2 separate regions of the Homo sapiens genome follow, and region 2 is linked to region 1. A link is an interaction called in ENCODE POLR2A ChIA-PET data of the cell type or tissue named here. Cell type or tissue: PC-9. All regions are shown on one strand.

Region 1 (4,000 bases):
TTCATTGATTTTTTTTTAGTTTGAAATACTAACTACTAACTGCATATTGTGGAAGAAAAATATTATCTCTCAATTCTCCCCTGACAGTTTTCATACTTCTCGCCATTCCTCCAATATATTCTATAACATACATTTTTGTTAGATTGTTAGTGTTTATATTAGTTTATATGTGTAACTGTCAGAGTTTAACAATATATTACAATAATTATATTTCCTTTCCTGTATCATTTTTAATTTCCCTGTAGTTAACATGTGTCTTGCTTTTTTATGTTTCTTTGTTTGCTTGTCCAATTTTCTGTGTAATTATTAAGTCATTCTCAAACTTTCTATTAGAGTTCCATTAAAACTGTCCTTTTAATGTGCTCAAACTAACAGTACCTATTTAAATAAATACAGGAAACAGATTTTGATTATGCTAATGAAGATAAACACCTTACTATATACTTTACATTATTTTCAAGTATTAATGTTTCAAATTTTATTTAAATGGACATATATCCCCCAAATTCTTGAGAATTTGCCAATGAAGCTTAGGAAAAACTATTTGCAGAGTAAAACAAACAGTATGTGTTGCCTCCAGCAAAACTATTCCTTGTTTTTTCATTGCTTAAAACAAACAAACAAACAACAACAACAACAAAAACCTATGCTTAAAAAACTGTCTTCACAGTGTGGCGATTCCTCAAGGATCTAGAACTAGAAATACCATTTAACCCAGCGATCCCATTACTGGGCATATACCCAAAGGATTATAAATCATGCTACTATAAAGACACATACACACGTATGTTTATTGTGGCACTTTTCACAATAGCAAAGACTTGGAACCAACCCAAATGTCCATCAATGACAGACTGGATTAAGAAAATGTGGCACATATACACCATGGAATACTATGCAGCCATAAAAAAGGATGAGTTCATGTCCTTTGCAGGGACATGGATGAAGCTGGAAACCATCATTCTTAGCAAACTATCACAAGGACAGAAAAACAAACACCGCATATTCTCACTCATAGGTGGGAATTGAACAATGAGAACACATGGACACAGGGTGGGGAACATCACACACCAGGGCCTGTAGGGGGCTGGAGGGCTGGGGAAGGGATAGCATTAGGAGAAATACCTAATGTAAATGATGACTTGACAGGTGCAGCAAGCCAACATGGCACATATATACCTATGTAACAAACCTACATGTTGTGCACATGTACCCTAGAACTTAAAGTATAATAAAAAAAATAAAAAACTGTCTTCACTACTCAACACTTAAACAGATAAAGTCTGAAAAATAATATGGAGCATAGAGGAGAAAAGGCTTTAGGATTTCCCTAAAATTCAACTAATGTAATAAATAATTGGACAAATCGATGAATCCTGCAGCTGTATGGAATAATGTCATTCTTTTTTTTTTTTTTGAGACAGAGTCCAGCTTTGTTGCCCAGGCTGGAGTGCGATGGCATGATCTCAACTCACTGCAACCTCCACCTCCTGGGTTCAAGGGATTCTCCTGCCTCAGCCTCCCGAGTAGCTGGGATTACTGGTGTGCACCACCATGCCTGGCTAATTTTTGTATTTTTAGTAGAGAGTGTTTCACCATGTTGGTCAGGCTGGTCTCAAACTGCTGACATCAAGTAATCTGCCCACTTCAGCCTCCCAAAGTGCTGGGATTGCAGGTGTGAGTCACTGCGCCCAGCCATTTTTTAAAAAGTTTTAAGATACATTTAAGATTCTAATAAGCCTAACTGTAAACAGAAACATAGTAAGTGCCGGTGTGTGAGGCAGTTTAATGAAGTGTGGTCTGAAACCAGACTGCCCACATTCCCAGCTCAACCACTTACCACTTACCAGCTCTATGACCTTAAGAAAGGTCCTTAACCACAGAGTGCCTCAGTTTCTTCATCCGTAAAATAAGGATGATAGTGTGTGTGTGTGTGTGTGTGTGTGTGTGTGTGTGTGTGTGTGGGTTGTAATAAAGACTGACTAAGTTAATCCTTAAAAAAATAATTAGAGACAAAGGGGAATACAGGATAGAAGAAAAGGAATGGGAAAGGAGATGGGAAAAACTCTAAGGTGGAAGACAGTAGATGGGAAGAGAAGAGCAAGATAGAGATAAATACATGCAGAATGAATACTGGAAACCACAGACAGTAACATCTCAGGAAAGAAATCTACTAAGATTATGCATTTCGCAGTAAAATTGTTTCTTTTTTTAAAACACCACTATAGCCCATGGTATAGAAATAGAATACTGTAAGATACCAAATAAAAAGGCACTTACTGCTTTTGTTTCTTTTCTACTCATTTTTATAAAAAGACAGAATTAGGGTAGAATATTTGGAACTATAAGGAGCCATTCTAATATCTAGAAGAGATATTAACATTACCTGTACAGAAAAATACTTCACTTCATCGAACTTAATTACAGTGTTCTTCTCATCGTTTTTGGATAGCAAGCTACACATTTTTGTACATTTCACAGCTTTGTTTATAGAGATGCGAATGAATAAATTAGCATAATGTTGTAAACTGACTGAAAATAGAATGATATTCAGGAAATAAATTTTGTTGTAATTGAACAATAATACATTATAAAATTAATACATTAAACGATTCAGACCAAAACCTAAGAATCAATCATGTAGCATTAAACAATAGAAAAAAAGTATTCTAAAATAGTATTTTTGCCCATCACTGGTGGACACAATATAAGTAAAAGAAGGTTGATTCTTCCTTACATCCCTTATATTTTTAACCTCACATTTCCAACAAAATTCCTTTGCAAGTTTTGCTATGTATTAATTTCAAGGTGACTAAGTATATGCAATATATAGTTGAAATTTTTCCTAAGGAAAATTATGTAGAAATTCAAAATATTTAAAAATATATCAGATTAACCTATTTTTAATTTTGAGACAAAAAGTGTTCTACTCTAATTCACTTAAGAATATAGTTCATTTATACTATATTGGTCTGTATTGTATCTTTCATAGAATGCTACAGAGTAAAACAATTTTGTTTCAAGATTTAACTATCTTCAAAAATCTCATTATACAGAATTATTTTCCAAAATTCTCTTTATATAAAAAAGAAACATCAAATCTCCATAATGAGGCTGGTTTTATGCTGTGATAAATCTAAAAATAAGCACTCAGCTTGTTTAAAAGCACCAATATAAATTAAATCCTTTTAAAAATGTTTAAAGGAAGCACACATTACTTACAAATAAATTAGCATTATCATACAAGAAGATATATATTTTTCCTTTCATTTATATGGTGATTGAGGTGATTACAGATGGCTGAAAAGCTTTTGTTACTCTCACATCAAAAAGTCCACTTTATTTCCCCTGCCACTAAATCTGGGCTGGCTCTATGATTACATTAACCAATAAAATGTAATGGAATGTGACTAGGGTTGGGACTAGTAAGCCAAAAAGGCACTCAACTAGAGCACAAAATTTAAGGGGACACCAACAACTAGTAATCAAGATAAATAATATATTACTGTGATATATTTTTAAATTAAAATTAATAAAGGGGGATAAAACATGATAGGACTTAGGGAAAGAGAGAGAGATCCAACCATTTCAGCATCCCTGCTAAGTCTAGCCTTCCATGCATCCCCACTAAAGCAACTAGACATGTAAATGGGCCACTTCAGATATTCTAGCCCTTTTGAACTGTCAGACAACAGCCCAAGCTTTTATATCATGAAGCAGAAGAAGCAAATAGTGAATGAACAGTAGTGATTGATGATAAAATGGTCAATGTGTTAAGCCACTAAGTTTTGGAATGGTTTGTAATGCAGCAATGGATAACTGAAACAGTGAGATATAATTACTATGATTCTTAAATCAAAAGAAAGGATACTCTTAGGCATAAAATGTCTGCAGTTCTTTATATGAATGCCCAGGCAGCCAACCTACAACAATCAAAACAAAAACACAGACAGTGAATGCATTTAAAAAGTTAACTGTTCTTTCACTTTACACTGAGCTC
Region 2 (4,000 bases), 380 kb before region 1:
ACGGACACACAACTCTCCCTCCCAGATAAGCACAGCAAAGAGACATAGAAGCAATCCAAGCCTCTGATAAACTCTCCCACCCTAAATCCTTAAAAACTCTTAGTCTGTAAGTGAGTGGGCTCTGACCTAACTCGGCCAGAAGCCCCTTTCAAATTTGTTTTCTCTAAAATAAACCTGTCCTTGGCTGTCAAGCCACCTTTCATGTTTCTTTCCTCTTTCTTTAATTCTTACACATGTGTCAGGATGATCTCCCAAAACCGTGTTCATAACAGTCAGGGCCAAAAGCTAGTGGTCACAGTCCTTGTCCAGTTGGCAGAACTGACATGTGAAGGCAAGTGAAGGATGGTGAGATACTGAGGAAAGAGCAAAGGATCTGGAGATCAAAGCCCTGCATTTCCATTTTGTCCTGATTCCTTTGCTCAGAGACACTAACTAAATCAAGCTAGCTTTTTTCAGCCTTGTCTGTAAAGTAGAGAAAACATTAGCTGTTGGGAAGACGAAAAAGAATGTGTCCTATGTGTGCATCTATTTAAATCTAACTGTGCTGAGGTGCATATAAATGCCTTTAGGTGGTAGGGTCTTCCGGTTGTAACTGCAACAGAAATAGCAGGACTTAAGTTCCTTTGTGCGTAATTCCAGCTGACTTTATTAGCGGCAACTCAGCACTAGCATTACCCCTGACATACTCTGAGTAAGATCTAATTCTTCCCTCACTGGTTCGTGATGTCTACCGCAGCAGAAGGCCAGCTCTTGACTCTGAGTTCAGTTGGACAAAATGCTGTTGATAAAACCTCCTGTCAGGCCTCTGAGCCCAAGCTAAGCCATCATATCCCTTGTGACCTGCACATATATATCCAGATGGCCTGAAGTAACTGAAGAATCACAAAAGAAGTGAAAATGGCCTGTTCCTGCCTTAACTGATGACATTACCTTGTGAAATTCCTTCTCCTGGCTCATCCTGGCTCAAAAGCTCCCCCAGTGAGCACCTTGTGACCCCCATCCCTGCCAGCCAGAGAACAACCCCCTTTGACTGTAATTTTCCACTACTTACCCAAATCCTATAAAACGGCCCCACCCCTATCTCCCTTCACTGACTTTCTTTTCGGACTCAGCCCACCTGCACCCAGGTGATTAAAAAGCTTTATTGCTCACACAAAGCCTGTTTGGTTGTCTCTTCACAAGGACGCGAGTGAAACCTCCTTCATCAGGAGCATTTGGGGTTTGATGTTTAAGTTTTGGGCCTCTGGTGTATTTCATATTTCTGTTTTGCTAGAACTTAGTGCTTGTGCAAGGTTAAATTCTAGAATCAGGAAACGTTGTTTTTAGGGGCCTTCAGCAAGCACTTCGGAGGTCCCTGGACGTTTACAGCTGTGAGTCGTGGATCTACCCAGACATCAGAACATAGTCATCCTTGGCTCATTCCTCCTCCGTAGGAGGGGTACACAGTTGGTAGAGTGTGCCCTCCAAGATTTCGTGAAACATTATGCTTGTCTGTATTTGTGTGTGCATGTCTGCGTGAATTTTGAGTTCAGGAATAACAGGTGATTTGATCACAGCTATTTGACAGTGGTGATAGTCATTGTATGCCAAGATGTTTATGAGGGGAATAGGTAGATTGAGTGAGGTTCATGTATATTTTGCCTAGTTGTACTCACCTACAAGAGCTGTAATTAAATGTTTCTCTCTTTCCCCTTCCTCTCTTTTATTCATTCTTTTTTTTTTTTTTTTGACAAAGTCTCGCTCTCTCACCCAGGCTAGAGTGTAGTGGTGTGATCTTGGCTTACTGCAACCTTCGTCTCCTGGGTTCAAGCGATTCTCCTGCCTCCGCCTCCTGAGTAGCTGGGATTACAGGTGTGCACCACCATGCCTGGCTAATTTTCATATTTCTAGTAGAAACAGGGTTTTGCCATTTTGGCCAGGCTGGTCTCGAACTCCTGACCTCAAGTGATCTGCCCACTTTGGCCTCCCAATGGAATGAACCATTGTGTCTGGCCTCATTCATTCTTTCTTTCATAAAAGTTTGGATACTGCCAAACAAAATTAAAGACATGAAGACATTTGATAAATTGTTATTACAAATGTGACAGTTATTTAACTACTGGTGTTTATTTTTATTAGAGTCATAGCACCTACTGGCCTCTGCTTCAGGGATTCACAATGGTGTTGGGCAGGTTGGATATCATGGGGCTTACCCTTAGCAAGGCATTCTATTCCACCTATGCCCAGGCGGTGTAAAACATATAAGCATCTGGTACGCTGTGGTACCGACCCAGTGACTGGTATAACACAATGGTTAAGGTTGCCAAATAGCAACCCTTAATCAATAATGATCAAATCTCCACGGAGGTAAACTAAACTAGAAGTTTACCTCATACAGGTAATTTTTGTGCCATACATGATTCACAGAACCTTCCAGATCTGATGCTTTCTGAGTGATCTGGTCAATTTGTTCTCAACCTGGAATTCTTGGGCCCTTAGGTGTTTGTAAATTTGTTCTCAGAGACTCTGAGCTCTCCACCTTCATTTTTAAGTGCTTTAATTCTTTTTGGTGATAATCTTTAAAACTTCACAGAGGTGTGTCCTGGCTCTTTGGGGCGACTGCTTCATATTTGAGTACTGCCACACAATGACAGCTCATGTTCTGGGGCCTGCCTACAGAAAGGGATGAACTTTATCTTGGACCTTTTAATGTAGTGTGGATGGGCGTCTGTAGCTGGAGGTCTTCAGGTGCCAGTGGTTAATCTGTTTGAAGCTTGCTTCACTCCAACCTCTCATTCTGTAACAGACTCCTCCTCCACCGTCCCTCACCTCTGCTGAACCCTTCTAGCAGAGGGAACTCACCACAAGTGGGGGATGGATTTGGGAGCTTGAAAGGACCCCAATGACCCTGCAGTCCAGCCCTCAAAGTGCTAAGTGACTTACTGAAGCCTCGAAGCCATTTCTGGAGGATTTGCAATTCTTTGTATCTCTGGATTTGCTGCCCTGTCCCTCCAAGCCACCTGGTTTCACTTTTGGACAGCTTTAAGTGTTCTCTTCTCTGTTCTCTGTTTCTGCCTTCTTAGAAACTATTTAAAACCACTCATTTTCATTCTAAACTCCGGAGCCATACCAAACAACTGTAACTGTCCTCTGGTGAGATTTGCGTTGTATGTGACAAATCTTTTAACTTTTTTCTGTTAGGGTTTCAGTTTTGTTGGAAGTCTGCAGTTTGCTCTTAAGGATGTGATAAGAATGTAACAACACATTTGTATCTTTGAATTTTGAATAGGAACCAAATTTTTAAATTTAGTTTAGTTTTGTTTTGTTTGAGACAGAGTCTCACTGTGTCACCCAGGCTGGAGTACAGTGATATCATCTTGGCTAACTGCAGCCTCTGCCTCCTGTGCTCAACTGATCCTCCCACCTGAACCTCCTGAGTGGCAGCTGGGGCTACAGGCAGGTGTTTTTTAAAAATGGAACTCTTTTCTTTTTTTTTTTTTTTGAGACGGAGTCTTGCTATGTTGCCCAGGCTGGAGTGCAGTGGCTCGATCTTGGCTCACTGCAAGCTCTGCCTCCCAGGTTCATGCCATTCTCCTGCCTCAGCCTCCCGAGTAGCTGGGACTATGGGCGCCCGCTACCACGCCCAGCTAATTTTTTATATTTTTAGTAGAGACAGGGTTTCACCATGTTAGCCAGGATGGTCTCAATCTCCTGACCTCGTGATCCGCCCGCCTTGGCCTTCCAAAGTGCTGGGATTACAAGCGTGAGCCACCGTGCCTGGCCAAAAAAAAATGGAACTCTTAATACATTAGAAAAAAAATGAAATCCCTTTTAAAAAGCACTAGAGGAAATTCTGTGTTTAAAGATTTACTTATTTGGCAATGCAAACAACTGTTTATTTCCTAACATAACTTTTGCAAATCTGAATTTTTATGAAAAGATTTTTAAATTAAAAATTTTAAATTGTACTAATTTTTACTTTTTAAGTAATTTTGAGTAGGTAATATTTTTATAAAGATAT

Evidence for each region. Peaks named below come from ENCODE experiments on the same cell type or tissue, not always from the same donor. Only the 100,000 strongest peaks of a DNase experiment are listed, where the experiment ranks them.
Region 2: POLR2A ChIA-PET joins it to region 1 with 9 read pairs; 1 of 35 experiments calls an interaction of 5 or more read pairs at or near these places.

What each region holds. Positions count from the first base shown.
Region 1 is chr2:201,599,353-201,603,352 of GRCh38, forward strand. CATSPERT (catsper channel auxiliary subunit tau) reads right to left here. Exons shown (of 16, transcript NM_001168221.2): 3 at 3,872-3,923; 4 at 2,387-2,532. Among named protein-coding and RNA genes, the nearest start is that of CATSPERT, 18 kb to the right of the region's middle. In PC-9, no CTCF peak of the experiment used is centred here; a DNase peak (open chromatin) is centred at 1,759.
Region 2 is chr2:201,220,509-201,224,508 of GRCh38, forward strand. CASP10 (caspase 10) reads left to right here. Exons shown (of 10, transcript NM_032977.4): 10 at 1-1,157. Among named protein-coding and RNA genes, the nearest start is that of CASP8, 38 kb to the right of the region's middle. RefSeq lists an enhancer at 2,744-3,013. In PC-9, no CTCF peak of the experiment used is centred here; no DNase peak of the experiment used is centred here; H3K27ac peaks cover 427 bases.